Linked DNA regions of Homo sapiens: regions 2 and 3 are each linked to region 1. Evidence: chromatin loops called from intact Hi-C (ENCODE). Cell type or tissue: mammary epithelial cell. All regions are shown on one strand. Links, peaks and the distances in the headings refer to the core of each region. The heading gives the core; the rest is flanking DNA. Region 1 overlaps SRGAP1 (SLIT-ROBO Rho GTPase activating protein 1). Region 2 has its middle 34 kb from the start of KICS2. Region 3 overlaps SRGAP1 (SLIT-ROBO Rho GTPase activating protein 1).

What was found. Peaks named below come from ENCODE experiments on the same cell type or tissue, not always from the same donor. Only the 100,000 strongest peaks of a DNase experiment are listed, where the experiment ranks them.
Region 2: a loop joins it to region 1, with 2.5 times the contacts of the local background. A loop is called at or near these places in 2 of 110 quality-filtered maps.
Region 3: it touches region 1 in a loop (4-fold over the local background); 2 of 110 quality-filtered maps call a loop at or near these places.

The regions. Positions count from the first base shown.
Region 1 is chr12:64,099,246-64,110,235 of GRCh38, forward strand. It overlaps SRGAP1 (SLIT-ROBO Rho GTPase activating protein 1), which reads left to right. Exons shown (of 22, transcript NM_020762.4): 16 at 9,687-9,792. LOC105369798 (a long non-coding RNA gene) reads right to left here. Exons shown (of 2, transcript XR_945018.2): 2 at 175-398. Among named protein-coding and RNA genes, the nearest start is that of KICS2, 120 kb to the right of the region's middle. In mammary epithelial cell, for the core only: no CTCF peak of the experiment used is centred there; DNase peaks (open chromatin) are centred at 2,486, 3,296, 5,336 and 5,986; H3K4me3 peaks cover 142 bases; H3K27ac peaks cover 3,366 bases.
Region 2 is chr12:64,251,174-64,262,163 of GRCh38, forward strand. No RefSeq gene overlaps it. Among named protein-coding and RNA genes, the nearest start is that of KICS2, 34 kb to the left of the region's middle. In mammary epithelial cell, for the core only: a CTCF peak has its summit at 5,190 (motif pointing left); no DNase peak of the experiment used is centred there.
Region 3 is chr12:63,973,166-63,984,155 of GRCh38, forward strand. SRGAP1 (SLIT-ROBO Rho GTPase activating protein 1) reads left to right here. Exons shown (of 22, transcript NM_020762.4): 2 at 10,782-10,977. Among named protein-coding and RNA genes, the nearest start is that of SRGAP1, 130 kb to the left of the region's middle. In mammary epithelial cell, for the core only: no CTCF peak of the experiment used is centred there; a DNase peak (open chromatin) is centred at 5,556; H3K27ac peaks cover 597 bases.

The DNA of each region.
Region 1 (10,990 bases), core at 991-8,990:
TAGGGTTGTGAGAATTTAGTGAGTTAATATGTGTAAAATGCCAAGAAGAGTGCCTGGCACAGAATATGCTCAATGGAGTGCCCACAGTTAGCTCCACAGGCTTGTGGAGTAGTTTTGCAGCCCTAACATTTGTCCACTCCCGAAGGTTAGGAATTAGTTAATTCCTGGAGCATGTTAAGTTAAATAGAATTTATAGATGAAATGAATTGAAAAGTCAAGATTCCACCACGAGTTCTTTGTCTGGCATCAGTGCCTAGAGTCTTGGCTCCAGTTGGGTATGAATTTCCCGGTCATAATCCTCCCCAGTCTGATGTCCCATTGGAATTTAGAAGTACAGCTGCACGTCCATTCCACGGCCCTTGCGTAGCCTGAGTCATCACAATGAACCTCTGACCCAGCTGGAAAGAAATGAAAAGGAGGTGTTTCACTTCTGGAATTCTCCTTTGGCCATGTCCAAAGATTTCCCTCACATCCTAGCCAAAAAGCTTAAGTCTGGAAAAATAACAAGTGCTGTACAATGCTTAGTGGTTTTCTAGGTCCATACATCATGTCAGCTGTAACATGTACATGTACCAATTGGATAAAGAGTGTTGGGCCACATTGTCAGTTACCATTATAGAATCATTTCACACTTTTATTGGATGAAAAATATCATTTCATAGTGGTTTTTAATAACTGAGGCCATAGAGTCAGAAAGATCTAGGTTCAAATCCTAGCTTTACCACTTTCCAACTTTGTATAAACTTGGGCAAAGATTAATACTTAATCTTATTAAATAGCTGTTTCTTCACCTACTTCATAGAGTCTATGTGAAGAATAAATGAGACAGTCCATGTAAAGGGTTTCACATCATGCCTGGCACATAGTAACCCTCAGTAAGTGTTGCAAGCTGTCATCATTACTACTATTACAATTACTCTGACTATAAACTGTGGTCACATATGCCAATACCTGGGTTGGCCACTTATCAATCTGTCTGTTCTGCTAAGTATGTGTTTCTTTGGCATAATTAACTCACGTGAATTTAGAAATATTTGTGTTATCCTCAAGTTACATTGTTTCCAGCATGATTTTTCCCAGCACATTAAATACCTTGTAGCAATCAATGTCAAGCTTTCTCACAATTAGAGTCATATTTAGCAAATATGTAAACTACAAGGAAAAAATCTATGGAGATATCTCATGTAAGGGTACCTACAGTGCTCAAGTGCAAGTGAAGAAGCTACAATGACATTCCCTCCTGTATTAAAACAATGGATTAATCAAAATCAATGGATTCATAATCCTTGGATTTTAATAGGATTGTTAATGTTTTCATTAGTGCAGTAGTTACAAAGTTTCATAAATGTTGAGTAGTCTGCCCCAATCCTATTTTTCCCCATAAGTCTTGTTACTTTTAGTGCAAAGTTTTACAGAATGGCAGGTGTTTCAAAAACATACATATTGACACTAACAACCTCTTTATAGAACAACCCCTTTTCCTCCAACATGTAACCTCTTAAGAAAGAGAGGATTCTTGGATGTTATTATCTCTAAGCAAGCATTTTTTTCTTACCAATGTGACCATAATGCATTTTTCCTGGATTTTCCTGCATTTTTCCTGGATTTTCAATAAATCCTTTGAGTAGCATAATACATCTTTTATCATTGTATCCCCTTATCAATATTGCAGACTTTTGACGATTTGAACCAAGTTGATTAATAGTCTACAATGTATAAAACTGTCTAGGGATTCAGAGACTTGATTCTTGCATTTAAGAGGCTTAAAATGTAGTAGGAAAGGTAAGATATTTACAAATAAATGCAGGCTAAGTTAATATATGATAGAAACAAAGATTTTGAAATTTTAGAGGAAAGAGAGATCTGAGTGATAGATTGTTTTTACCCCTGTCATCTTGTAGCATTGCTGTAATTGGGTTTGATTTTCCCCATTAAAGTAATTTCACATGACAGTTATTTTGTATAGAAAAACTTCCCTTTTCATCTTTTCTAAGAGTTTGCATAAGGCACTGTAGCACCCACTACTTTTCGCTTCCGTATTTTTGGATTGTTTGGGGAAAGGGGTGTGTGTGTGTGTGTGTGTGTGTGTGTGTGTGTGTGTGTGTGATGAGTAGTTATCCAGCCATGTTTATGCTTTATGACCCTGAGTGACCACGTTCTTTGGAAGCTTACAAATATATGTAGTCAAAGGAAATTTATCTTAGCATTCTTTTTTTAAAAATATGCACTATTTGTTCCCCAATTTATTGTACATTTCTTTTTAAAGATTATTTATCTGGATGAAGACATAGTAAAACCAAATGCAACATAAATTTGAAGTGGCAAACTTGGTAGTTTCTCAGTTTCTCACCCAAGAGTTATTTTGTTTTGTTTTGTTTTGTTTTAACCATCCACTTTGTGAGTGGTTTTGTCAATGCTCCAGGTCATACCCACAAAGTCTGGGCAGCTTGTAGAATATCCCTGCATCATGGCTCTGAGATTTCCTAGGGCATAAGTTCAAGTGACTTGCCCTAGAAAAGCCACTCAAGTAATTCATGTTTTTTTTTCTGACTGCCTTAAGGCTGTGAGCCCAGATGAAACTTTTTCATTCCATTTTACATTAGGTGTTATTATTTAGGTGACTACTTGGATATGAGGAAACGGTTTCTTAAGGGAGAATTTTTCTTCCTATCACAAAACCAACATGTAGTTATTGTAGAGTACCTGAAAAATGCACAAAAGCACATAGAACAAAATATTGTCAACCAAAATTCCATAATTCCACTACCCAAAGAGAATCACTGGCATGTACACATTTTGTTTACAACAAACAACAACAAATACTATGTTTCATGTTAATATACAACATAACCACAATACCATTATCATACCCTTAAAACCAACAATAATTCCTTAAATCATCGAATGAGTAGTCAATGCTTTATTTATTAGGTTGGTGCAAAAGTTATTGCGGCTTTTGCCATTACTTTTAGTGGCAAAAAACACGATTAGTTTTGCACCAACCTAATGTTATGCAATTAACATGTTATCACTGTAGAAAAATTATAAACTAAGAACAAATCGTAATTTCTCTACACAGAGATAGTGATAACGTTTTTAGTATCTTTCCAGAGTTTTTCTACAGTACCTATGTACTTTGTAAAGCAGCTTTATTGAGATATAATTCTCATACTCTACAATTCATCCATTAAAGAGTACAGGCCAGTGGTTTTTAGTATAGTCACAGAATTATGCAACCATCACCACAATCAATTATAGTACATTTTTATTACCCCCAAAAGAAACCCCAGTTAGCAAACATTGGCAATTACTCCCCGTTTACTCATAACCACCACCACCCCCGGCCCTAGGCAATCACTAATCTACTTTCCGTCTCTATAGATTTGCCTGTTCTGGCCGTTTCATATGAATAGAATTATACAGTATGTTGTCCTTTGTGATTGGCTTTCACTTAGCATAATGTTTTCAAGGATCATCCATGTTACAGTAGGTATCAGTACTTCATTCTTTTTGATTGCCAAAAAATCCATTTTGTGGGTACACACTCCTATGTACTTTTCATAAAAATTATATCGTACCAAGTGACCACTAATGGATAAGAGGTTTGTTTTTGAAGTGATGAAAATGCTCTAAAATGATTGAGGTGATCTTGTACAACTCTGAGTGTACTAAAAATCATTGTTAAACTGTGTAAATGGGTAAATTATATGGTATATTAGTTATATCTCAATAAAGCTGTTGTTAAAAAAATTGTTTTTGAGACAGGCTCTCACTCTGTTGTCCAGGCTGGATTGCAGTGGCGTGATCACAGCTCACTGCAACCTCCTAGGCTAAAGTGATCCTCCCCCCTCAGCCTCCCAAGTAGCTGGGACCACAGGCGTGCACCACCACACCCAGCTAATTTTTGTATTTTTTTGGTAGAGACAGGGTTTCACAACATTGCCCAGGCTGGTCTTGAACTCCTGGACTCAAGCAATACACCCTCCTCGCCCTCCCAAAGTGCTAGAATTAAGGTGTGAGCCACTGTGCCCGGCCAAGCTGTTGTAAAAAATTATGCCACGCCATACTGGCTCTTCATAAACCACTTTTTTAAAACTCAATAATATTATTTTCAAAATATAGCTTTTAGTGACCCTATAATGATTTCTATTTTATGTAACAAATCCCCTAGTTTAGACATTTAGATTGTTTCCAGTGATTTTGCAACTATACCAAAATACTATGATGAGCTTCTTAGTACCTAAATTTATTTGCCTTTTCTGATTATTTCATGAAAAAAGCTTTTGAACTCTTTTTCTGGTGCTCAATATATGTTTTTGCTATAAAAATTTCTTTCAGCTTTATTGACATACATGGTAGTTTTCTCTCTGAATTCTAAATTTCTGTTTGATGCCTTATAATAATGTTCTTAATTTTTCCTTTATCCTTAAAAATATTTAATAGGCTGAGTATCTGAACTGAGTAGGTAAAGCTCTCTAGGCTAAGACTCAGTTTCTTTACTAACCTCAATATGATAATTCAGCAGAATAGGAAACATCTATGTATGTATTTCTATAGTGCTGTTATTTAGGAGAGAAATCAATGGTTTAATTCACAGAAGTCAGTCTGTTAAACAATTATATACAAAGGTTTGATTAACACCTTGACATTGTTAGTGTGAACCTAAAAATGTCCTGAAACTGATACATTCATCTTGAATGCCAGCTGTTAGGCTATGGAACTCACAAGTATGTGTGTACCCACTGTTAAATAAACGGTTTCTAAATGTGGCTGCCAAGGAATTTCCTTCCCTGTCTTCATACCTAAGGAGAAATTTGCATCTTGTGATTTATTATTCATTTTCTGGCAAACAAATACTTCTACAAATAGTCCACAGAAGAACCAGTATTTTCAGAGTGATGACCATTTGAACTTTTTGCCATTTGCTGAAGTAACTTGTGTTTTATGGTAAATTTTTCACATGCATTTACATGGAGCTATCTAACCCGCCTGCTGGGAAGTTGGGACGCTAACATGAGAATCTTGCATTGCTGGGAAAAAAACATATATTAGCCCAGGGAGCTTTGAGCATGTGATCAAGGTTGGATGAATGCCACTTTTACCTAATTACATGAGACCTTGAATTGTGGAAAACAAAGCCCAGCTTACAAGAAATCCAAGTGAAATACTGATTTTCCCCACTGACAACTTTTCTGAGGGGAAGAAAAGACCCATCTTTCCCTCCAGCATGAAATTGTGAAATTTGCCACACTCAGAGCCAGCTAGGAACACACATTCATCAGGGTGTCAGCAGCAACCATAAATTTTGCCCACTAACTGGACTCAGGACAGTAAATGAGTCATTTGTACCAGAGCGAAGCTCCTGTAGGATACACATTGCGCGCCTGTTGAGCAGCCAGCCAGGTAGAATTGGGAGTCCTGCTCGCAGCCATCACGGTTAGAGGCCTTCGAGACGAACAGATTTGCTACTACTTCAGGAATGCCAGCAGTTCTGTTTTGCTTTGATTTGTGTTGACTGTAGTTAAAGAGAATGTACATCTGCCTCATATAACTTTATCTAGTTTTTTTAGTGTCACTTATGTCCTTGTTGCTTTTCCCCTGAAGTCTTTCATTTGCATCCCACAGGCCCCCTCATTCTTTTATTGTGGTAAAAATATATATATATATAAAAAATATAAAATTTACCATGTTAACGATTTTTAAGTGTACAGTTCGGTGGCATTAAGTACATTCACAATTATCACCACTATCCATTTCTAGAACTTTTTCATCTTCTCAAACAGAAACTCGGTACTCATCAAACAATAACTCCCCATCCTCCTGCACCTCCGCCCCAGGCCCTGGCTTTATCTCTTCTGCTTTCTGTCTCTATGCATTTGCCTATTCCAGGTACCTAACATAAGTGGAATCATATAATACTTGTTCTTTTGGTGACTGGCTTCAGTTAGCATAGTGTCCTCAAGCCTCATGCATGTTGCAGCATGTGTCAGAAATGTTTTTCTTTTTAAGGCTGAATAATACTGCATTGTGTGTGCATACCACATTTTGTTTATCCACTCATCTGTCGATGAACATTTAGGTTGTCTCTACCTTTTGGTTATTATGAATAATGCTACTCTGAAACTGCTGTACAAATATTTGTTCCCTCAATTCTTATTAAATAAAATTTTAAAACTGCCTTTAAGAGGTAGAGGGACTAAGTTTAGAACCAAGAGATAGAAACAAGAAGATCTTGAATTAAGATTAAACTTCTTGAGGCCGGGGATGGTGGCTCATACCTGTAATCCCAGCACTTCGGGAGGCTGAGGCAGGCAGATCACTTGAGGCCAGGAGTTTGAGACCAACCTGGACAACGTGGCAAAATCCCCTCTCTACTAAAAATACAAAAATTAGTCAGGCATGGTGGTGGGTGCTCCTAATCCCAGCTACCTGGGAGCCTGAGGTATCAGAATCACTTGAACCTGGGAGGCAGAGGTTGCAGTTAGCTGACATCACCCCACTGCACTCCAGCCTGGATGACAGAGTAAGACTCTGTCTCAAAAACAACAACAACAACAAAATCTCTTGGAATTAATGCCTATGTCCTGTAGTTACAGAGAATGTAGCCTCCAGAGTGACTTGCTGTCTATGGGATTTGACAAATATTAAAGATGAATAATATAGTAAGAGTGGTTCTTTTTACATCCTTTCCTTTCCTTTTGTTTTTAACTCTAGGACTTTAAAACTAGCGTTAAGCTACAAAACTCCTGTCCCTGATAGTTGACCTTAACTTTATGATTATTAATTGTTTTAGAGACAATGTATTCCTCTGTTGCCCAGACTAGAATGTGGTGGTGTGATCATAGCTCACTGGAGCTTCGAACTCCTGGGCTCAAGCAATTCTCTTACCTTAGCCTCGACCTTAACTTTAAAATGAGGATTTGCTGGGAGAATGAGGAAACTTCACTTTTGAAACACCCAAGATTCTCAATAAACAGCGGGAGAAGTTTTATTGTTGTCTTAAGAATAAATCATAATATGTATAATTTCGCTTTTGAAGAGTTTTTTCTTTTTCATTTTTAGAGATAGACTTTCTAGATACAGGTATGCTAAATCATCTTTGTCTTCTTTAAAGCAGCAACAACATTACACTTTTTATAAAATCAGCTATTTTAGGTAATAAGCATTCAACCAGTTAATTTCTGATATGAGATAATAATGCAGCTGTGTTGAAATAGTATTTAAAGATACAGAATTCCCATTAAATTCTCAATGACTTGCAAATTACTTCATGTTTAGGCATTTCATCTTCCCTCTCTGTACAATGTGGTTTTGCACATATCACATGAAGTTGTCATGGAGATAAACAGCTTACTCTGGGACATGTCTTGATCCTACCAGGACCAAACTGGGTGGAAATGTTGATAACTTAATTATTGAGTTATTGTGGCCTGAGAGAATTTATACACCTGTTGAATAACTTCTTTTTTAAGCATCTTATTCCCTCTTTTCAGGGAAAAATAAATCAAGACCATTGCCTGGGAAGTATGTTAACAAAGTGCTTGTATGCAATAGACGTAACCCTAATCTGCCTTGTTCATAGCGTTATATTTTCTCCATTTTGAAATATTTTACAAATAAAAAAGGCAAAATGTAGTATATTCAATTCAGTATTACTAAGATCACACTATTATAAATTATAGATTTATATTGAAAGAATAAAAATGAAAGAATGAGAATGTTAATTGCATGATAATGTTTTACTTACATTCTGGTTCAAGAGTTTCTGAAATTGCATTTGCTAAAAGATGACAGAGCTACGGTTCCAACTTTGGCATACTTAAAGGTGGGAATGGAAGTGGTTTTTTCTCAGGAATCCTGATAAATTATTGCTTGTTTTGTCAGCTCATTCTTGGTTAATCAAGAATATTCCTAATAGATTTTTCGTACCTTTTCAGCTATGCAAAAGGGAAAATAGAATGCCCAGTTTGATAATAAGTGGAAAACAGCTGGGGTCAGCACTCAAGATTCCAGGGAAATAAGCTTAGCAAGAGTAATTAAGACAGTGGTTCTCAACCCTGGCTGCATAAAAGAATCTCAGGCATCAGCATTTTTAATCTCCCCAAGTGAATCCAAGTCAAGGTTGAGAACCACTGATACAAGAGGAATCGGAAAGGGAAACTGAGTTAGGAGAGTATTTTGATAGTCTAAGTTAGAAATAATCAAGACTTCAGTTAGAAAATTAGCAGTGAGATATCTAGAAGTAGAAACTACAGGACTTCTTTCCCATTCAAGGGAGAAAAATGAAGCAAGGATATCATCTTAGAAGTGATGTTTGTAACCTTGCAACTGGATGAGGTTGCCATTGAGGAGAACCAGGTAGATATCTTTGAGAGTTATCCACATTTATAGGTGGAAGAAGGTTTAAAAAACAACAATAATAATGAGAATGAGTTGACTATGGTGTCAGAGGCTATGGACTGAGAATTTTCAAGTATTTTCATGAATATCTCAAGCAATTAAGAACAATATGGTGATATAAAAGTATAGGAAGCTTCAGAACTGTTTTCAAACATAATACTTTTTTGGAAATATTTTCTCAAATGTATGCTTATTGGGTATCTTCAAAGTTGTACTTTGTAAAGGTACAGCTTTACAAAGTGGTAGTCTTGGGATCCAAGAAAGGCAACCAGACTTATGAAACAGAAAACAGACTTGTGAAACAGACTTATGAAACAGGACACATAGGTTGCAGTCCCAGGTCTGCCTCTTCTAGCCCGCTGACCTTGGGTATGCCACTTGCCCAGTTCTCATTTTCCTAATCTGATAAATGGGGATGACAGTGTGTGCCCTGCCTACTGCAAAGTTTATTATTCCTTTTAACTTAGATAGCAAGTGTGAAAATGTGTTTTTAAATATATAGAGAATTATACAAATAATGTGTTGTAGTAGTAACCTTTTTGCTGATGTTCACAAGCACTTTAGTATTCAGACACTTTAGACAGTTTGTATTCCTGGTAAAGAGGTAGCATAACACTAGTCTCAGGTAATCCTGTCTTGGGGGAGCTCACCATCCCACAGGGAAGACGAGATAAGGAAATAAATAGCTATAAACATCAGGACATGCATCATATGAAGGCAGGAATTGTATTGCTAATGTATTCTTAGTGCTTGAAACCTGGTGGGCTCTCCTAATATTGATGGTATAATGTAATACAAGGTGAAAAGTCATATAAGTAAAATGCAGTGGTAATTTTGAGAAAGGAGAGATTCTAAACCTGGCACATTGCCTGGATCATAATTATAGACAAATATATGATGAATTAATGCATAACAGTTCGGGGAGAGGTGCCATGCCCCAGAAAGCTACTTTGGTTAGCATGCAGCAAGAAGTTGAAATCATATCAGATGCAAAATTTAGAATTAGCAGCAAAGGAAAAAATGGTTTTTAAATCTAGAAGACTCTAAATTACTCAAAGCCAAGTCCATGAAAATCGGAGAAAACGGTAAGGGTCAGAGGAGATGCCCTCTGGAATGGTGGTATACCCAAGCCGATCATTTATTCGCTGTTTTGGTTACAATTGGATCTCACACAAGAGCAGGGTGTTGCTTATATTCAGATGTGTACCGGTAATACATGTACTGCAGTGTTCTGTTTTAAATGTGGCAAGTGAAAGGACTCTGACCATGTCATCTTCTGTCTGTAGGAATAGATAATCTCTATGAGAGGGCGCTTCACATCCGCAAACTCCTCCTGACTTTGCCCAGGTCGGTCCTTATAGTGATGAGGTACCTCTTTGCCTTCCTCAATCAGTAAGTACCTGAATGCTCTGACAAAAGGCCCATCTGAATTCTGTCTTTGTTCTTCGATCCTGTAAAATGTACGTTGGGTTCCATTTATCAGCAGAGTCAAAGAGAAAAATGATTGAATATACATTGAAAAATGTACTGAAGGTACATTTTTCCTCAGCAGATCAACATCATTGATAGATGAAAGCCCTACCCCAGATGTAAAAACTGTGGCCACAAATGCAAAGATATTTAAATATTACTAAAAAAAAACCACAACTTTTCAGTGAGAAGTGTTATTCAGTGTTTTTCAGACTTTCATCCAAAACTGTCATGAATGTTTTTGTCAAAATGATGTAAACTGGCTGTTCATTGCGGAAAATTTCTGCGACTTTTTAATATTGTAGTTGAGGATGGAAGAAAATCATAGATGGGAGCTGTACACAGATCCAAAAAAGAATTTCTGCAAATTCACTGTAATGAGACCTTATCAACAAGAAAATACCTCAAAATGTTCTCCTAAACAGAGTAACAAATCTTTTAAATTACTACATTATTTTCAAAGAACTTTATTCTTTTAATTTCAGCAACTTGATTTTCAGCTATGCTACTTCCTGCTGTATGGGTTCCATTATAAGAACAGCTTCCCCAAGTCCTATCTAAGAGTACTCTTGCTATTCAACATTTCAGCTAAGCAGCTGGAAACAAAGAAATGCAGGGGGAATCAACTTATTGAGTAAACTTGGGGAAATGCCTTCTCATGCTAGCATGGATTCTCCTTTCCTAAAATTCGGATATTTTCTTTTCTCTATTTCATGGGACATTTGGAGTTCTCAGAAGCCACGGTGATTTATTACAATCCCGCTGACTAGTCCTGAAATCATACCCACTCAGCTTGACCCCAAGAGCCAAGTATCATACAATAGGGAAATGTTGGCAGAGAACCATACAGAATGAGACTCTACTGCTGACCTGTGGTGCCTAAAACATTCACAAACGACAGTAGCAACCCCTTTGTACATTAATCACCACTGGAAAAAAGCAGTATCTAGAGAGTTAAGTTTAAACTATGGTTAGGCTAGACACTATACATTTTTACCTTTAAGGAAACACACTCACTCAGGCAGTTTTAAAAGTCCAGAGGCTTGCCTGTTGCCCCACCATCACCACCACCACCATACACCAGGATGGAGTACCTTGCATTCCTGCTGGCCCCCTCCAT
Region 2 (10,990 bases), core at 947-8,946, 150 kb after region 1:
TCAGGAGGCTGAGGCAGGAGAATGGCATGAACCCGGGAGGTGGAGCTTGCAGTGAGCCGAGATCACGCCACTGCACTCCAGCCTGGGCGACAAAGCGAGACTCTGTCTCAAAAAAAATAAATAAAATAAAAACATTTAAAAATTTAAAAAAATGTGTATGTTTATTTTTAAAAGTACATTAGAAATATGCACATAACAGCCAGGCGTGGTGGCTAATGCCTGTAATTCCAACACTTTTAGGAGGCCGAGGCAGGAGGATCGCTTGAGCCCAGGAGTTCAAGATCAGCCTGGGCAATATAGTGATACCTTATCTCTACAAAAAAAAATTTTTTTTTAATTAGCCAAGCACAGTGGCATGTGCTTGTAGTCCCAGCTACTCAGGAGGCTAATTAGGGAGGATTGCTGGAGCCCAAGAAATTGCTGCAGTAAGCTGAGATTGTGCCACCGTACGCCAGCCTGGGCAGCAGAGTGAGACGCCATCTAAAAAAAAAAGAAAGAAAAAGAAAAGAAAAAAATGGGTCCGGCATGGTAGCTCATGCCTATAATCCCAGCACTTTGAGAGACTGAGGCAGGCGGATCACTTGAGGTCAGGAGTTCGAGACCAGCCTGGCCAACATGGTGAAACCCCATCTCTACTCAAAATACAAAAATTAGCCAGGTGTGGTGGCACAGGCCTGTAATCCCAGCTACTCGGGAGGCTGAGGCATGAGAATCACTTGAACCCGGGAGGCAGAGGTTGCAGTGAGCCAAGATTGTGTCACTGTACCCCAGCCTGGGTGACAAAGCAAGACTCCACCTCAAAAAAAAAAAAAAAAAAAAAAAGCACACACAGGTAATTTAAAACTATATACCTAGAACACCAAATCTGTGATTTCCCAGGTATTCTTTATGACAAGGCTAAGGTAGGTACACATATTGGGAAATTATTGAGTAATATTAGGAAAATATTGAGAAAAACATTGAGTAAATCTGTATTGAGTACTATTATACAGATGATATGGGAAATATTTTGAAGGTTGTATTCAAATAATTTAGAAAAGAATGTAAATTCTTGACAACAGAGACCCAGTTTTATTTATTTTTCTGTACCCTAAGCATCAAACAAACTCAGAATAGATGCTTATTGAATCAGTTTCTCTCTGGGGCAGAGAGATCTCTGAAAATCATATGAAACCTCCTAAACCTTCTGACAGATAACTTAAAATATCTTAAAAGACATTTTCCCCACACCGAGCGCCCATGCCTGGGACAAATTATACATTTTCCCCTCTTCCTTCCTTGCCCATTTTGACAAGTTGCCCCAGCTGGGGCTTAATAGATATTAAGTAGTGCTAATAATAGTCATCCTCTGAAGGAATGAGGACTTGAGATTGCCAAGATGATCTTTTTTGCTCCAACACACCAATCTCAGCATATTTCAGTTTGTGTGCCACTTTCGTTCTTGGATATGGTCCAACACACACACACACGTACACACACTTTCTCTCAAAACACTTTATATATTTTTTAGAGAAAATATTTCTCAATCTCCTTAAAAATCATTATTTCATTCCATCTTTTCATCATTGTTAACACTAAACCATTTGGAGTCACGTTGGCAACTGGATTTCATCTTGAGACTTGTCATTGAGGAATCATTTTGTTGTGTAGCAATCCCTATTCACAACATCAGCCAAATTATGTCATGTGGTTGCAAAACTGCTGTCCTGTCTTCCAGCTTTTCTGAGTAAATTTGACTCTTTGAGAAGCTTCGTTCTTCCTATCCTAAAATGACCTTATATGCTCTCGTATCTCAGGGGATCCTAATTGTGATGAAATCTTTCTCTTTATTTCCTTTCTTATAGCCTGTGTTTTGAGGTGGTGTTTTAGGGGTGTGGGGAGTAGGGGAACTACTGAGGTCTGAGTCACAAAAGGAGATCTGAACAAGATATCTGAAGTTCAGTTGGGCCCTCAAAGCTTCACTCGTATTGGACTAGATATGCTTCCTGAGAGAAGTCTCTAAAAGTTCTGTAAATGACACTGACCCTTTTGTTTCCTAACTCCTACTGTTAAGGCACAGGTTCTTTACTGATCTTAAAACCCTAGGCCAGGATGGCTGTAACCAGGGTGTATAACCTTATGTTTTATTGTCCAAATAAGGACACATTTTAACATTTCAATAGTTTGGGGGTACAGGTGGTTTTTGGTTACATGGATGAGTTCCTTAGTGGTGAATTTTGAGATTTTAGTGCACCTGTCCCCCAAACAGTGTACATTGTACTCAATATGTAGTCTTTTATCCCTCCCCCCGTCCAACCACCCCCCTACCCCATCCCCAAAGTCCATTAGATCACTCTGTATGTCTTTGTGTCCAAATGAGGACACTTTTGAAACTGAAAGTGGGTGCTGGGGGTAAAAGACATAAGCCAGGGCCCACACAGGCAAACCATGCTGTCAGGTCAGCATACCTAAAACACTTTGAGCCTCTTATCCTCTATTAGCAGAGGTTAAGTTGGGGTCTCTAGATTTCTTTTTTTCTTTTTTTTTTTTTTTCATTGTTGTTGTTGTTGTTGGGATAAGGTCTTGTTCTGTTCACCCAGGCTGGACTGCAGTGGCACAAACATGGCTCACTGCAGCCTCTACCTCCCAGGCTCAAGTGATCCTCCCACCTCAGCGCCCAACCCAAGTAGCTGGGACTGCAGACATATGCCACCATATCTGGCTGTTTTTTTGTTTTCTTGGGTTTTGCCATGTTGTCCAGGCTGGTCTCAAACTTCTGGCTCAAGCGATCCTCCCACTTCAGCCTCCCGAAGTGCTGGGTTTACAAGTGTGAGCCACCATGCCTGGCCTAGATTTCAACTTGAAAGTCTGTGAGGTGGCTAGGAATGGTGGCTCACACCTGTAATCCCAGCACTTTAGGAGGCTGAGGCAGGTGGATCGCTTGAGCTCAGAAGTTCAAGACCAGCCTGGGCAACATAGTGAGACCTCGTCTCTATATATTTTTTAAATAAATAATAATTTTTAAAAAAAGAAAGTCTGTGGGGTTTATTGGATAATTTAAAGTTTTATTTTCATTTCAATAAAATGCTTGTGATTTAAAGTGCCTGTGTTTGCATTATTTACATTGATCCAATGTTTGTCCCTAAGTGGGAGAACTTTGTCTCCGGTCAAAGAGAGAACAGAGGTAGACTTTACCATAGTGAAATGTTCAAGCCAAGTGAAACACAGAAAGATGCATGGCCTGTAAATAAAGACTTGTAGTGTTTCAGAAAGAGAAAAGTGGAACATGATCACAGAAGGATGCTGAATTCAAGAGTGTATTGTAGCATTTTACTATATTCACTTTGCAAAAAGAAATGTATTTTCAGGAAAACATCATGCATCATATTGATATTAATTTGCATTAATTTAATAAACTTTTAGATTATAAATTTGTTGATTTTATAAGAATACAATAAGTTTTCTTACATGTACATTTATGTTAGTATGTATTATAGAAGCATGACAGCAAAAATGATTTAATTTTGAAGGTTTGCAGAAATTTTTATTTTTTATTTGTTTTATAGATGTGGGGTCTCACTATGATGCGCAGGCTGGTCTCAGACTCCTGGGCTCAGGTGATCCTGCCACCTCAGCCTCCCAAAGTGCTGGGATTACAGGCATGAGCCACCACGCCCAGCCTGAAGGAATTTTTAAAGTATAAGAATCAGTGCTGATACAACACCGAAAGCATAAGTAATAAAAGGAAAAATAGACACGAGACTACATCAAACTAAAAAGCTTCCATGCAGCAAAAGAAATAACCAACAGAGTGAAAAGGCAACCTATGGAATGAGAGAAAATGTTTGCAAACCATGTATCAGATAAGGGGTTAATATCCAAAATATGTAAGAAACTCATTGAATTTAATAGCAAAAATACCAATAACCTGATTTGAAAATGGGCAAAGGATCTGAATAGACATTCCTCCAAAGTAGACATACAAATAGCCAACAGGTTTATAAAAAGATGCCCAGAGCCAGTCATGGTGGTTCATGCCTGTAATCCCAACACTTGGGAGGCTGAGGCAGGCAGATCGCTTGAGCCCAGAAGTTCAAGACCAGCCTGAGCAACATAGTGAGACATCGTCTCTACAAAACAAAAACTTTTTTAAAATTAGGTTGTAGTGGCACACACGTAGTCCAGCTACTCGGGAGGCTGAGGTGGATTGCTTGAGCTCAGGAGGTCAAGACTGCAGTGGGCCATGCTCCAGCATGGGTGACAAAGCAAGACTGTATCTCAAATACACATACACACACATACACACATGATGCCCAGTGTCACTAATCATCAGGGAAATGAAAGTCAAAACTACAGTGAGATATCACCTCACACTTGTTAGCATGGCCATTACCAAAAATACATAAAATAAGCGTTGAGGATATGGAGAAATTTCAACATGTGTACACTGTTGGTGGGAATGTAAAATGCTGCAGCCATATGGAAAACAGTATGAAAGTTTCTCCAAAAAATTAAAAATTGAAGTGTTGTATGATCTAGCAATACCACTTCTGGTATTTATTCAAAAGAATTGAATCAAAACAGGATCTTGAAAAGATATTTGTACTCCCATGTTCATTGCTGTATTATTCACAATAGCCGAGAGGTAGAAAAAATCTGAATGTCCGTCAGTGGATGAATGGATAAAGAAAATGTGGTATATACAGACAATGGAATATTATTCAGCAGAGCTGTCCTGCAATATCTGCCATTATTTATTTCTACGGGGAAATTATTCTGTCTTCCACATAGCTGACCTATAAATGAAGGTGTTAAAAAGAGAAGGAAATCCTGTCACATGCTGCAACAAGAATTTGGAAGACATTATGCTAAGTGAAATAAGCCCATCTCAAAAACAACAACAACACTGCCTGATTCTTCTTACATGAGGCATCTAAAGGAGTCAAACTCATACAAACTAAAATGGTGTTTTTGGAGAGGGGAAAGTTAGTTGCAGTTTGATGGGTATAGGATTTCAGTCATGCTAGATGAGACCTTTCTAGAGATATGCTGTACAACAATGTGCATATAGGTAACAATCATATACACTTAAAATTTTGTTAAGAGGGTACATCTCAATATGAATTTTTCACAATTAAAAAAAATCAATATTCCATAGGTTAGACCAAAGTTTTGCCTTTCTTTCTCTTCCTAATCCAACTATGCCCTCTGGTGGTGATAGTTGCTAATAGAAGTAAAATAACTACTCCTTTGTATCCTTTCCAAATTCATTTTGTAGGTCAGCTGTGTGGAAGACAGAATAATTTCCCTGTAGAAACAAAGTTGTAAATAATGGCAGATGTTGCAGGACAACCCACCAAAACCCATATAAATCTTACTTGAAACAGTATTGAGAGTAGCCCTCTATCACTTGATTTACACCCTCCTTCTTCCGTCCCACCCTCCTTGTTGGTGAAACAAATGAAAAATCCCATATCCACAGTCTACTCTGTCCCCATCACCATCAGAAGTAGAAAGAGGAAAGAGAAGGGAAGAGGATTCGTGCTTCCGCCAAATTTAACAGCTTTATTTATAGGCACACTTTCTGTCCTGAAACCCCACACCCATCCTGCGGCCTTCAAAGGAGTGGACCACCTAGAAACTTAAACGTCCTCTTTGCCTCTTTCAGAATCTTAGGGCAAATATTAAGAAGACCTTGCATTCTAAAAATGAGCCGGGCGTGTTGTTTGGCGCCTGTAGTCCCAGCTACTCGGGAGGCTGAGGCAGGAGAATGGCGTGAACCCGGGAGGCGGAGCTTGCAGTGAGCGGGGATCGCACCACTGCGCTCCAGCAACAATGCGAGACTCCGTCTCAAAAAAAAAAAAAAAAAAAAGAAGACCTTGCATTCTTTTCTCTTGCTCAACCTATAGTCCTTAGCTCTCCAGGGCATCACCATGTTGCCCAGGCTGCTCTTGAGCTCCTGAATTCAAGCAATCCACTTGCCTCGGCTTCCCAAAGTGCTGGGATTACAAATGTTAGCCACTGTGCCAGGCCAGTAATTCCAAAGTCAAAGTCACCAGAGTCTCCAGAGTCAAAATCACCTTCTAAGTAGAAGGCAACAAAAAAGAAAAAGAAGACCAGGAAAAATAAAATGGAAAAAAAAGAAAAACCTCTTCCACCCAAGGTCTACTCATACCTGGAAATCTCTACGATGTATAACCAATAAACCTCCAAAGACCTTGTCTTTTCCCAGCTTTATAAAACTTTCCCCCAGTCCCTTCTAGGGGCTGGCTGGAAGAAGGAAGGGATGAGGGATGGAACAATCCCAGTCTAGTTGGTGTACATCATATTCCATTAATGCTTGATTGTCTTTTTTTTTTTTTTTTTTTTTTTTTTGAGATAGAGTCTCACTTTGTCACCCAGGCTGGAGTGCAGTGGCATGACCTTGGCTCACTGCAACCTCCGCCTTCCGGGTTCAAGTGATTCTCCTGTCTCAGCCTCCCGAGTAGCTCGGATTACAAGCACGCGATGCCACGCCCGGCTAATTTTTGTATTTTTAGTAGAGACGGGGTTTCACCATGTTGGCCAGGCTGGTGTCAAACTCCTGACCTCAAGTGATCCACCCGCCTCAACCTTCCAAAGTGCTGGGATTACAGGCCTGAGCCGCCACACCTGGCCCAATGCTTGATTTTCTTGTGTGCTCAACTATTGTTTGTGCTGTATGATTCCCAGGGCCTCTCCCCGGGAAGGGACAAGAATGACATGGACCCTGCTGTATGTAAACACATTTTTTTTGTTGTTGTTATTTGGTTGGTTGGTTAGACGGTCTCAGTCTGTCTGCCAGGATAGAGTGCAATGGCGCCATCATAGCTCACTAAATCCTATTTCTAAGGAACTAGAAAACTGTGGAATATTATCAAATCCACTCAAAGTGACAAGAGGAAAAAAATCTATATTATGATTTTAGTGATATAGGAAAAAAGAGCTGGAAGAGCATATAGACAAAAACACTTGGATTGTTTAGAATGACCTGATGTTGGTGCATTATTTAATTTGGAATTACCGGCCGGGTGCAGCAGCTAACACTTGAAATCCCAGGACTTTGGGAAGCTGAGGTGGGCAGATCACTTGATTCTAGGAGTTTGAGACCAGCCTGGGCAACATGGTGAAACCCTGTCTCTACAAAAAAAAAAAAAAAAGTAAATATTATCTGGGCATGGAGGCACATGCCTGTAGTCCTAGCTACTCAGGGGGCTGAGATGGGAGGATTGCTTGAGCCCAGAAATTCAAGGCTGTGGTGAGCTGAGATCGTGCCACTACACTCCATGCACTCCATGCACTCCAGTCTGAGTGACAAAGCGAGACCCTGTCTCAAAAAATAATAATAATAATAATTTGGAATTATGCAAACATTGGTATAATGCATAATTTTGTATAATGATAAATGAAAATATTGACTGTTTTATATTGTCAAAATGCAAAACTTAAAAACTTAAAAGAGGCTTAACACAACCCTTTATTGTATCTCACAATTCTGTGGATTGGATGGGCAGTTCTTCTACAGGTCTCACCTGGGTTTCCCACGAGTTTGCTGGGAAAGGGCAGCTGGTGCTCTTCTGTGTGGTCTCTCCATGCCTATGATGTCATCCTCCAAGGCCTCTCTACGTGGTGGCTTGGAAACAGAAGCTGCCAGACCCAGACCGTCTTAAAGTCTGGGGTCTGAAATCCTAGAACTTTACTTCCTCCACATTCTTCTGGTCAGAATAGCACAGGCTCAGCCCAGATGAGAGCAGAAGAGACACAAACTTCACCTCTTTTTTTTTTTTTTTTTTTTTTTTGAGACAGGGTTTCATTCCTGTCACCCCAGGCTGGAGTGCAGTGGCATAATCTGGGCTCACGGCAACCTCCGCCTCCCAGGTTCAAACGTTTCTCTTGCTTCAGCCTCCTAAGTAGCTGGGACTACAGGCGTGCACCACCATGCCTGGCTAATTTTTGTATTTTGGTAGAGACAGGGTTTTGTCATGTTGCCCAGGTGATCTCAAACTCCTGATCTCAGGTGATCCGCCCACCTCAGCCTCCCAAAGTGCTGGGATTATAGGTGTGAGCCACTGCACCTGGACAAACTTCACCTCTTGATGGGAGGAGTAACATGCAAATATAGTGAGGGATGGTATGGTTTGGAACATGCTTGGAGATCAGCTATCACTTTGACTTTTTTGAAAACCATACTGATGCTGGACGTGGTGGCTCATACCTGTAATCTCAGCACTTTGAGAGGCCGAGGCGGGCAGATCACTTGAGGTCAGGAGTTCGAGACCAGCCTGGCCAACATGGTGAAGCCCTGTCTCTACTAAAAATATAAAAAGAATATTAGCCAGGCATGGCGGTGTGCACCTATAATCCCAGCTACTCAGGAGGCTGAGGCAGGAGAATTGCTTGAACCTGGGAGGCAGAGGTTGCAGTAAGCTGAGATCGCGCCACTGCACTCTAGCCTGGGCAACAGAGTGAGACTCCATCTCAAAAAAAGAAACAAACAAACAAACCATACTGAAATCTTAAGCCAGTAATTAATCCTCATCTAATTTGTGTTTTATTAGTCCATTTATTCCTTCAACATAGATGAAACACTTTGTGCCAGGCACTATTCTGGGTGCTGAGGATAAAGTATTGAACAAGACAAAGAAGGGTCAAACCCTCATGGAGCTTACATCCTGAAATTCTCACATTGCAAAGAATAAGCAAGTAAACAAATACGTTAAAAGGTAATGTAGGTGGGTGAGACTCTACTGTAGAGTGATCAAAGAAGCTCTTTGAAGTGACAGCTGAAGATCAGGGAAAAAACATTTACTAGTACAAATTTCCAGGGCCTGAAAGAGCTTGGGGTGTTTATTAGAAGGAATAGCACAAAGGCCAATGTGTTTGGGGAGTAGCAAATGAGGAGGAGAATGATTTGGATTAGGTCACAGAGGTAATCATGGGTGAGGTCATTAAGGGCCTTGAAGGCCATGGTAAGGACGTGGGATTTACTCCTGGATAATGGAAAGCAGTGCAAAGATTTAAATTCATTGGCCGGGTACGGTGGCTCATGCCTGTGATCCCAGCACTTTGGGAGGTCAAGGAGGGCAGATTACCTGAGGTCAGGAGTTCGAGACCAGCCTGGCCAACATGGTGAAACCCTGTCTCTACTAAAAATACAAAAATTAGCTGGGCATGGTGGTGGGTGCCTGTAATCCCAGTTACTCGAGAGGCTGAGGCAGGAGAATCACTTTAACTCAGGAGGTGGAGGTTGCAGTGAACCGAGATTGCACTATTGCATTCCAGCCTGGGCAACAAGGGTGAAACTCTGTCTCCAAAAGAAAAAAAAAAAGATTTAAATTCATTAACTCAGAAGTTATATTGATTTCCATGTTCAAAATACCACCGTCCCTTTAAAAAATGGATTGTAGGGGTCAAAAGTGACTAAATAGGCTATTACAGTAGTTGCTGGAGATTCAAACTAGGGTAATAGCCATAATTATGAGAAGTCAGTAGATCAGGAATATATCTTGAAGAAATTGCCAATAAGCACTGCTGATGGGTTACATTTGGGGAATAAAGAGAAGGGAGGAAACAGATCCCTCAGGTTTCTCTTTTGAGTAGTGGAGTGAATGGAGTGCCATTCACTTAGAGGGAGAGACTAGTGGAAGAACAGACTTTTACTGTCACATAAGGCAATCAAGAAAATTAATTCCATTCTGAAAATGTTTAGGTATGTTATAACCACACAATAATTTGTAAGTGAATTCTATGACTTGATGTATGGTTTATGCAAATCTGTGCAAGAATAAGCCATGCTATAACAAAGTGTCAAACTACTTGGGAAATGAGAATAAACCATATACTGTATATTTAAAGTACAAGGTCACTAAGCAAGTGAGTATTTCTGTTAAGATAATAGCTACCATTTATTGAGGGCTTGCTGTTTGTTTGAACCATATGGAATTGCAGATCCCAACATTTTCGGACTTGAAAATGGCAATGCTATATGGGTCATCCTAATATATAGTAACCATAGAATTAGATGTTTATATACAAATTAATTAATATTCACATATTCACAAAAACCCTTAAGGTAGGCTTCTTACTATCTCATAGTTTACAAAATAAAGGTTCTGGAAGATTTAAAATAACCTGCCAAAAGTCTGATGACAAGTAAGAACAAGGTCTGACATAGCATCTTATCCCAAAAGTTACACTACCCAGATTTCTAGCCAAGGAATCATGTTGCCTTCCCCAAAATGACAAAAGCTTCAGATCCACAAGGCACAGAAATACAGAGAAGTGCTTGGTCTGACGGCATGGAGAATGGCTGTCTCCCCACTATAGATACCCAAATTCAAGTTGACCTTACAAGCCTGCACTGCATTTATTTTATTTTATTTTATTTTTTATTTATTTTTTGAGACAGAGTCTTGCTCTGTTGCCCAGGCTGGAGTGCAGTTGTGCAATCTCGGCTCCCTGCAACCTCTGCCTCCTGGGTTCAAGTGATTCTCCTGCCTCAGCCTCCCGAGTAGCTGGGATTACAGGCACCTGCCACCATGCCCAGCTAATTTGTGTATTTTTAGTAGAGACAGGGCTTCACCATACTGGCCAGGCTGGGCCCGAACTCCTGACCTCAAGTGATCTGCCCACCTCGGCCTCCCAAAGTGTTGGGATTACAGGTGTGAGCCACCACGCCCGGCCTGTACTGCATTTTAGAAGCAAATCCAATGAACAAAGAGCAATCAGACAGTAATTTAACACTATTAAGAGTTGTTCAAAAATTCCCACCATGAACCTGGCATGCTGGCATGTACCTGCAGTCTCAGCTACTCGAGAGGCTGAGGCAGGAGGATTGCCTGAGCCCAGGAGTTTGAGGCTGTGGTGTGCTGTGATCTCACCTGTGAGTAGCCGTTGCACTACAGCCTGGCCAATATAGCAAGACCCCATCTCAAGAAAAAAAAAATCAAATTTATCTCGTCAAGAATTTTCAGCTTCTCTTCCATATTTATCA
Region 3 (10,990 bases), core at 1,392-9,391, 130 kb before region 1:
ATGATAGAAATGACACTAGACCCTTGGCACCTAAACTGTTATTTGCTGCATCAACTCTCATTGGATTAATAGTTATACATTCTAATATATTCTAAACATTCTAGTAGACCATCTAGAAGCACAGGCCTGGGTCACTTTAGCTTGCTTTGCATAATTACATACTATGTATAATTGCCGAACATTGTAAGTTTGCATCGTAGTCTCTGGAGTCAGACAAACCTGAATGGGAATCCAAGTTCTGGTATTTATTAATTATCATACTTTGAACAAAATACTTATGCACTCTCTGCTTCAATTTTATCATCTCTGTAATGGAGACACCACATAATAGGATTGCTGTAAGAATTAAATGAGATAAACTGTATCAAGTACTTACCGCAGAACCTGAAAACATCATAGGAAATCAATAAATATTCTTTTATTAGATATAAATGTTAAATTGCTTAAAAGTCTAAACTTTTCTAGTAGACATTTTAAAATTGGAATTATTGCAATAAGACAAATAGCTTTAATTTGAAAAAGGCTCAATTTGCAATTAACTCAGTACTCAGTGCAAAAGATTTAAACTAGTTTAAAAGTTTTTCATTTTTTTTCTTTTTTCCTTTCCAATATTTTCCCAAAAAAGTTTTCCATTTTTAAAACTTATTCAGAGAAAAACATGTGTAAACTTTGATATATATTCCATGAAACTTCATGTTGAATTGTATCAGGAAAGAATGTCAATGTTTGGCAAATGCCTTGAACCTTTGTCAGTAACACAGTCATTCCAAATGCTTTTCAGGAACACAGTCATTCCAAAATGTAAATCTTTGTATTCTCTATAAATCAATAATTCCCACACACTGTCTTTCTGTAGTAGTAAAAATCAATCTACTAATAAGGTCTGAAATGTCCTTGCTTAATTATGGGGAAGTTAATGAAACCCTGCCTCCTGTGCATTTTAAATAAAAGTACAATAGTGGATCATTCAGATTTGCACTTCTTTAAACTGCCCTTTCCTACAATGTTGTTCAACTGCAGTCATTGAACACTCTAATTTATTGCCTTTTATCCTGGCTAGCTTTCATATGAAAAAAAAAGTGCAAGTTTGTTTTCCATACTTTATCTAAAAATGTTATGTAGGCCAAAATATAATATTTGGCTTTCAAAAGCTATGAAAAACTGACAGTTTTGTAGTAAGCTTTTATTTTAAAATAATATTGAGGTTAACATCATTACAAATGAAGGTATTGTAATGAAGACTTAGAATAATGAATACAGCCTCTATGTGTCAGAAATTTTTTGAAATTTACTTTACTTTCACATGTGAAATAGTGAGGATTAACTGTACTGAGAAGACAGTTCCTTATTTTCTTTTAATTTTTATTTATTTTTTTCTTCTGGTCTTACTTTAATACAAAAAAGGATTTTATTATAATTCTGTTACCCCTTAGATATGCTAGTCACCTCTAGAGTTCTAAGATGAGCCTATGATTTTGAGCTTGGAATGAAAGCAACTTGATTTTATATTATGTTCGTTGTACTATTTTGTTTGCTTAAATTGCTGGTGATACCATAATTCTAAAGTAGAAAAAGACCTTAGGGAGTCATATTTTCCTTAAGACAGTGACCTGGAAAGTTACATTTGGTTCAGCCACCCTAAACTTCCTAGAAAATAACTCTTCTGGACTAGGGTATCAAGAATATCATTTTGAGTTTATTTAAGGCATGACATTTCCATTCCCTACATTTATGCAGCCTCCCAAATCCTACATGTCCAGAGCCAACCCCTCTGAAGCTATCTGTGATGATGACCCCCAAGTGGCCAGTGATCTTTCCTTCCTGAATGTCCCTTAAACTAAGTAGTCTGCACCATCATATCTAGAACTTGTATTTTTCTTTTTTTCATTATACATTTAATAATTGGCCAGCACAACACTTTACATAATGAGAAAGTATTTTCCTATTTCATCTGATTGAAAGCTTCCATCACCTTTGGAAGGGAAACATGGTAGTTATTAATGACCACTTCGCAGTTAAGGAAACATGAGCTCCAAAGAAATCGTCCCTTCTCCAGTGTTACACCTCCTCTGACTAGAAACAGTGTTCAGACACTCCGTATTCTGTACTGTGTTTGCCTTGGGCATAGGTTTTGCCTTCTGATTAAGCCTGTCAAGTCCTCAAGGACCCGTTCCTATAGGAACTCCACATTGCCGACTCCACTTACAACAAATTCAGTTGCTAATTCCCTCATATCCTAGAGGAGAGCTGTCCAAAAGCCATATTGGTCATTTTAGATTTTTTAGGAGTTACATTTTAAAAAGTAAAAAGAAACCATTGAATAAGTGAAATTAATTTTAAAATATTTTTATATAATACAATATATCCAAAATTTTATGATTGTAACATGAATTAATATACAGATGATTGAGACATTTTACGTTCTTTTTTTTCTCATAAGATTTCAGAATTTTGTGCGTGTTTTACACTCACAGCACACTTCTCTTCAGCCTAGCCACCTTGCAAGTACTCAGTGACACTTGCAGCTACATACTGGGCAGCACAGTGCTTAAGATTTCTCCACAATGTAGCTACAAATCAGCTTCTACTCCTTGATAACAGATTAAATGGAAATCATCATTAGTTCCACACCAGAAGACAGAAATGAGTGATTCATAAATAATTATAATAATAAGAGGCTTAGGGGAAAATATGGATACCATTCATTCTTGTGAGGGTTTTTGTTGTTTTTATTAATTTGTTTTGCCCTGTGATTCCTCATTCAAATGGGGAAACCATACAACTTACAAAGAAAACTCTATTTCATAAGGTGTCGGATGCTTAGCATTGCATTTATTATTCATTTGTATTCTCTTCTGAAACGTAAGTCTGATTATAAATCTTCCTTGTTTAAAATTGTTCAATTTTTGCCCACTGATGCTTCTAAGCATCCTCCATTGAGGTCCTGCTAGACCAACAAGATCCAAATATCCAGCCTAAACACAGGTATTTTTAGTAAGGACGCCAGGTGGTTTTTATCATCAAGCCAATTTGCAAAGCTGACCTGTGAAATAAAATCTGACTCCTTAGCATGCCACATGGGGTCCTTTCCAACCTAGTCTGTGACTAGACCTCCTACCCATCCAGAATTCAATTTCGGCAATTGAGAAGTACTTGTTATAACTCTCCTTCTCTCCTACTTCCTTCAGCCAGACTCCTGGTAAGTCAATCTCAGGGTCACCTCTTTGTGCCCTTGCCTTCTTGCCCAGCCATGGATATGTCCGCCCCAGACTCTCACTGCATCTTGACATTCTTACCTTGAGGCTGTGAAAGTCGCCCCCTCTCATTATCTGTCTGTGTTGCCTCTGCTTCCTCACTGAGAATGGGACTCATGACTTTCAGTCTATTATTTATGTCCACGAATAAGGAGCCTGGCACAAGAAAATATTCAATAAATATTTTTTAATGAAAGCTCGCTGGTGCTAGTAATAATAACATGTCCATCTGTTTCATAGTGGTTTACAGATTGCAGCATGCTTTTCACTTATATCATCTCATTTAATTCTCAGCACAGCCTTGTGAGGTGGGAAGTATTGTTTTATAAAATGAAATTCCGAGAGGTTGAGAGACTTGCCACATGTCACATGACTTGTATTAGGTGACACTGTAACTCCAATCTGGGTCCATCCTAACCTAGTCTGGGTCCTTTCTGACCTAGTCTGTGACTAGATCTCCTACCCATCCAGAATTCAATTTGGTAAATTGAATTAAGTAGCGTACATCCTGACGCTTCCTAATTTATGTGCAGAGTATAAGAGAAGCATAAATCTTGGGTTCAGATTTCTAGTGAAGTGGAGAAATTGCCTTTGTTTATTCAGTTGATTCACTTAAAAAAAAAAAAGCTCACTTTTATGGAATTTTTGCCTGCTCCAAATTTTTAGCCTAAAAAAGCTTATTATGCAAAATTTGCACCTGGTGTTTAGTTAATCAACAGTCACCAGGTTGTATAAATATTCACATGAGCTGTGAGCATGGGAATAATCAATAGAGCCCGTTGGCATCTCATTGCGTTGCTCTGAAAGACATTTCAGTGGCTCTCCCCTGTCATTTAGGAAAATCCCTTCTGTCCTTTGGATAGAGGTAATAATACATCTTAAGAGAATGTAGACCCCTTTGGTATCATAAGGAAATTCTGACCAAATGAGAATGTGAAATAACAGAGATGATTTGTGATACTTTAGAAATGTTATTATATTATTTGCTAGATGATCATGAGTATCACACCAGCGTATCAATTTTATGTCCTGGTCGTAGTCATTCAGTAATATATTAGAGAAACAGCCCAGTGTGGATCAATCTTTCCGTGAAATATGTATCAGTTTGTGGCTTCACACAAATTTATTTTAAGAGTTAGGGCTTCCCTTTCTGAGAGCAATAGCAAGACATTCCTTCATTTCGTCTGTTTCTAGGCAATTCCATTTTATTTGGCAAGTATTAGCAGATTTTTATAGCTGAGAGGAACCATTTTTTCTTTTTTTTTAACAAATTAATTGCAGCAGTTTGAAAAGCACACTCATTTTGTGCATTGTTCTTGTTGGATTATTGGTATTGATTCATTCCGTAGTGATGCTCTGGTAGAACAGAAATGAAATAATAGTCATTTAAAAAAAAACAGTAAATTTTAGCCTCCATTAAAACTGCCATTATGATTATTTAGTAGGTCTTGACCTAGATTTAAATAATGACTGCTTACAGCCTCCTCAGAGATCACATTTTTCCGCCTAAAAGTGGTTGTGCTGTTTTATGCAGTTTTGGGGCATTCATGGTGAAAAGTCTTTCCTAATATTCTATTAGGTAAATCTTTTCTATGCCATTAAGTGCCTTTGGGCTCATGAAATCCTTTTAAAGTGCTTGTCCCCATGTTGGACATTTGACAAAAAGTACCAAAAAGTACTGGGTGTGGAAATAGGAGTTTGTTGCTATTACTGCTATCATCATTATCAGAAAGGTATCAACAACCAACATTTCATGGAATTGTGATATAGCTATCTTTCAATGTATATAACAGCTGTGATGTATTTCACATATCACATGATTTATCATTTCAAAAATGCAATTCAGTGGCTTTTGGCATATGCCAGGTTTTGCGACCAGAGCCACAATCAATTTTTCATCATTTTTATTACCCTATAAAGAAACTTCGCACCCCTTAGCAGCCATTTTTCCCCAACCCTCCCAACTCTAGGCAACCCCTAATCTACTTTCTGTCTCTATAGATTAGTCTATTCTGGACCTTTCATAGGAATGAAATTATAGACTGTGGTTTTTTGTGAGTGGTTTCACTCACTAAAGTTATGTTTTCAAGGTTCATCCATGTTGTAAATAAGTACTTCATTCCTTTTTATGGCTAAACAGTATTGTGTTGTGTGGCTATATCACATTTTATCTCTTTATTAGTTGATACACATTTGAGCTGTTTTCACCTTTCAGCTATTATGAGCAATGCTGCTATTGCACACATTCACGTGCAAGTTTTTGTATGGAAATAGATTTTCATTTCTCTGGAATGTATACCTAGGAGCAGAATGGCTGAGTCATATGGTAACTCTAAGTGTAATCTTTTGAAGAACTGCCAGACTGTTTTCCAAAAGGACTGCATCATTTTACATTTCCACCAGCAATGTGTGAGTTCCAGTTTCTCCACATTGTCTTCCAACACTTTTTTTAAATCTTTTTGATTATAGCCATTCTAGTGAGTGTGAAGTGGCACCCCATTGTGCTTTTGATTTGCATCTCCCTGAAAGCTAATGATATTGAGCAACTTTTCATATGCTACTGGCCATTTGCCATTTGTATATCATCTTGGGAGAAATGTCTGTTGAGACCCTTTGACCTTTTTTTTTTTTTTTTTTTTTTTTGAGATGGAGTCTCTATCACCAGGCTGGAGTGCAGTGGCACGATCTTGGCTTACTGCAACCTCTGCCTGCCAGGTTCAAGCAATTCTCCTCCCTCAGCCTCCCGAGTAGCTGGGACTACAGGTGCACACCACCACGCCCAGCTAATTTTTGTATTTTTAGTAGAGATGGGGTTTCACCATGTTGTCCAGGATGGTCTCGATCTCTTGACCTCATAATCCACCTGCCTCGGCCTCCCAAAGTGCTGGGATTACAGGCGTGAGCCACCGCACCCAGCCTGTCCATTTTTAAAATTGAGATTTTGTTTTTATTGTTGAGTTGTAAGAGTTCTTTGTGTATTCTGTATACAAGTTCCTTATCAGACATATGATTTGTGAATATTTTCTCCCATCTATGGGTTGTCTTTTCACTTTCTTGGTGGTTACTGCCGTGTATCTTGTAACCTACTTACCCTTCAATGCATTATGTTTTCCACACTCTTCCAGTCTGAGTCAGTTTCTGCTCCTCTTTCCATAGCTTCCTGTTGCACTTCATTGTTATGGCAGTGAACAGAGTGTAAATGATTGGTTTAGGATTTGTCTTCCTAACAAGAAGGACCTGTGTCTTACAAACCTTTGTATCTCCAGTGCCTAGGACACTGCCTAACACAAAATGGAAACTCAATAATTGCTTGTTCACCTAAACTAAAATGAACCTTGAGTCTAAAAAAAATGATTCAGGTCAATACTAACCTAAAAACGCCTCTAAAAAGGGGTGGGAGCCTTAATAGACTGTCAGAGAATCTAGGGGTAGGAAGGAAGCTGCAATGTCTTATGCAGAAATAAGGCTCACAGTTTTTCTCAAACTCACCCCTTGCACTTACGCTTTCACCACTTCCAGCTTTAATGTTCTGTAGTTCCCATGATGACAGTGGTGCCTCTAGCTGCAGCCGCCTGCGGCCCCATGGCAGGATTCATGCAGTGTGGGGCCGAGTGCACCATGGGCTTCCTTGATTTGTTCTTTTTTGTTTGAGACAGGGTGTCACTCTGTTGTCCGGGCTGGAGTGCCAGTGGCGTGATCACAACTCCACTATTGCCTCAAGCTCTAGGGCTCAAGCGATCCTTGCACCTCAGCCTCCTGGGTAGTTGGGATTGCAGGCATGCACCACCACAACCAGCTAATTTCTAATTTTTTGTGTGGAGATAGGGTCTCCCTATCTTGCCCAGGCTGATTTCAAACATTTGAGCTCAAGCGATCTACCTGCCTTGGCCTCCCAAAGTGTTGGGATTACATCCATGAGCCAGTCTGCATGGCCCTTTGATCTGTTCCGAGCAGCAGACACAAATTTATGCGACCAATCATTTATTTTACTCTTTAAGGTAAATTCTTAAAATTCTTTAAATTCTTTGGTGCTGATTAAGGTGAGCACAAATCTAGTGAAGTCATATTAGGATAGCCATGCCATTTGTGCAGGGAGGTAACCACTGTACTGTGCAGCCTTATGATGCTGGGGCAGTATAAGGAATCCAAAGATTTTCTCTTCCTAACGAGATGTTTCTTTTTTTTTTTTTTTGAGATGGAGTCTCGCTGTGTTGCCCAGGCTAGAGTGCAGTGGTGCAATCTCTGCTCACTGCAACCTGCATCTGCTGGGTTCAAGCAATTCTCGGGACTCAGACTCCCGAGTAGCTGGGATTATAGGCGCATGCCACCACTCCCGGCTAATTTTTGTATTTTTAGTAGAGACAGGGTTTCACAATGTTGGCCTGGCTGGTCTCGAACTCCTGACCTCAAGAGATCCACCCACCTCAGCCTCCCAAAATGCTGGGATTACAGGCGTGAACCACCGCACCTGGCCTCTAAGGAGATGTTTCTTATGGTAGTAGTTTTCTGTTGATTTTTTAAAAATGATCTTTCTTATGATCCTTTCCTTATTTGTCCTAAACTTTTCTAAATGGAAGAGGTAGTTGAATGGATTATCCTCCATGTTTTGGAGTTGATTTTCGCACAGTGATGCTCTGGATTCTGTTCCTTACATGTTTCCTGTTATGGAGAATGCTGAGTGCCTTATTTTGATTGGAAAATTACAGATGACACAAAATAACAGTTAATTTTTGTAAAACAAGGATGAGGATTTAATTGTTAAATCCATCATTCTCATGATTCCCTAGTTCTTGATCTTAAATCCTGATGGAAGTAAGCAAGAAAATATTTAAAAATGAGACCCAAGAAAAAAGCCTGTATAATTTTTGTGTATTTCTGATTAGATTTGAGATTTGTACTTTTATCTTTTATTTCTTACTTGGCACTAAGGCAGCTAAAAACAAAAACAAAAACAAACAAAAAAAACCCCAGAAAACTAGTTGACAGCTTAAGATGTTTGATTTACTTTCTCTTAGTGCAGCAAGATGTTCTAAAATTACTTCATCTTAAAAGACTTACTGGGATCCCTGAATGGGAAACACTCCACCCTTGATATATTCTTTTTCTTCATGAAACAAAAAGAGCTCTGCGTTTTTGAAAGACAAAGTTTGGCAAACATGCTGATTATAATACTGTATTGGAAAACACTTACTTTGATTGACTAAAAACCAGATGCTGTTCATAGTAGTTAAAAGCCTGTAATAATGTGTTCAACTCTGGTGTTCAGCACACGTCTGTGAAGTTATAATAAAATCCTGCAATCTAGAGGTGGAGAGACCAAGCAAGGACACTTGAGAAATTCTTCCCTGTTTTCCCCCAGGACTCCCCAGAAACAGCAGTATCTGAAGCCTGACCTTATTGAGGGCAGAGATCTTGTTTCATTAGTTATTGTTTCTTCTTTGCCGGTATGCAAGCCTGGCACAGTATAGGTGCCTGAAAAAAGGTTTGATGGATAGAAGGATGGGAAGTGTTTGGCCGGGCGCGGTGGCTCACGCCTGTAATCCCAGCACTTTGGGAGGCCGAGGTGGGCGGATCACGAGGTCAGGAGATCGAGACAGTCCTGGCTAACACAGTGAAACCCCGTCTCTACTAAAAATATAAAAAATTAGCCAGGCATGGTGGCAGGCGCCTGTATTCCCAGCTACTCGAGGCTGAGACAGGAGAATGGCGTGGACCCGGGAGGCGGAGCTTGCAGTGAGCCGAGATCGCGCCACTGCACTCCAGCCTGGGAGACAGAGCAAGACTCCGTCTCAAAACAAAAACAAAAACAAAAACAAAAAAAAGAAAGAAAAAAAAAACAAGGATGGGAAGTGTTTGATTAGTCAGACTGACAGATCAGGGTCAAAAGTCTCCAGGGGTACCAGTTACTGGCTAAAATCCTTAGATAAAGTATTTATACTCCTTAAACTTCAATTATTCTTTGTAAAATGGAAGATAATACTAAAACCTACTTCATTAGGGCACAGAATAGTAAACACTGAGTTATTATTAGTTATTTTTAAATTAAGCACATTTCCTGACTCCCCATTCAGAACCTGACCACCTTATTCATGGACTTGCTGTGAACTTGCTGTTAATGAACTTGGTTAAACATGGTCAAGTGTATGTATGTATATATTATCAGTACTGGCCTTCTCTATCTAAGAGGAATAGCAAGAAATTTAGAGACATTATTTGGACATTGATTTCTACTAACTCCACTGAATTAGATTCAGCCTTCACTTTTTGGGAAATGCACGGACACTGGGAAAGATGAAATGAAGAAGTTTTCCAGCATGATGTTCTTGTCTTTGGAGCTTAGCCTTACTTAGGTCTTAGAACAAAAACAAGTCGGTAGTTATTAGTTACTGTATCTCATTTTCCAAAACACACGTTTCTTTGTTACAGTCATTTACACATATTTTTGCATGCCACATTTTTGCTTTTGAGCTTTTGCTGAATCACTAAATGACCACCTTTCATGTTCCTAATGTATTAAAATTATCAGAGGATTCTTTGAGGATTAAATGTGTCAGTAAGGGTATTATTTTGAACAATGCGTAAAAGGTGAAGGCCAGCTGAAGAGGCCTTTTTGTTGTGAACAGAATAATATACTGGAATCTGAGGACTGCACTGTTATGAATGGATTATTTGGCTATGGAAAGAAGTTATTTTTAGGCACAGCATCCCTATAAGCCCTGAAGCTATGTGTTTTACAAACTAGAAATTATGCACTAAATAAAAATTACCAGATGTCAGTCTCTGTATGTGCCAAATGGCAAATGTGTAATGGTTCAGAGCCTGGAAGAAATGATGCTTATTTCTTTGCCATTCAAACTCAAAAGGGATAGCTGAGGTAGAGTGCTGTTGAAAAAATTGCAGTGTTTCCAGCTACCCAAAGATGTTACGAATTGTTATCTGAAAGGCTTTCATTCTTTCCCCTCATGGCTCGTTGTGTGTTTGTGGCATTACAAATGTAACCCACATATTTATTCTAATTTATTACATTCTTTCCTGAGGCTCCTCTTGTTCTTTTAAAGGGTCAGCAGATAACTTATTTTAAGAATCAACCTGGACACAGTATTCTAACAAAGGTCCAATACAGAGCTAAATAAATAATAGGAGTCATAGCCAGACACAGTGACTCACGCCTGTAATCCCAACATTTTGGGAGGCCAAGGCGGGTGGATTACCTGGTGGTGCATGCCTGTAGTCTCAGCTACTCAGGAGGCTGAGGCAGGAGAATCACTTGAACCCGGGACGCAGAGGTTACAGTGAACCGAGATTGCGCCACTGCACTCCAGCCTGGGCAACAGAGCGAGACCTCTATCTCAAAAATAAATAAATAAATACATTTAAAATATATATATATATATATATATATATATATATATATATATATATATATATATATATATTTATATATATTTCGTGACTTATATCTTGCACATACCAGCATACCTCATTAATTTTAATGTAACCATCCATTGGCTTCTCTTCTCTCCTTAGAAATTCGAGCTCAACTGGTAGAACAACAAAAATGCCTGGAGCAGCAAACGGAGATGCGAGTTCAGCTTCTCCAGGATCTGCAAGATTTCTTCCGAAAAAAAGCTGAAATTGAGACGGAATATTCCCGGAATCTAGAGAAGTTAGCAGAAAGGTTCATGGCAAAAACAAGAAGCACTAAGGATCATCAACAATACAAGTAAGAGATTTGA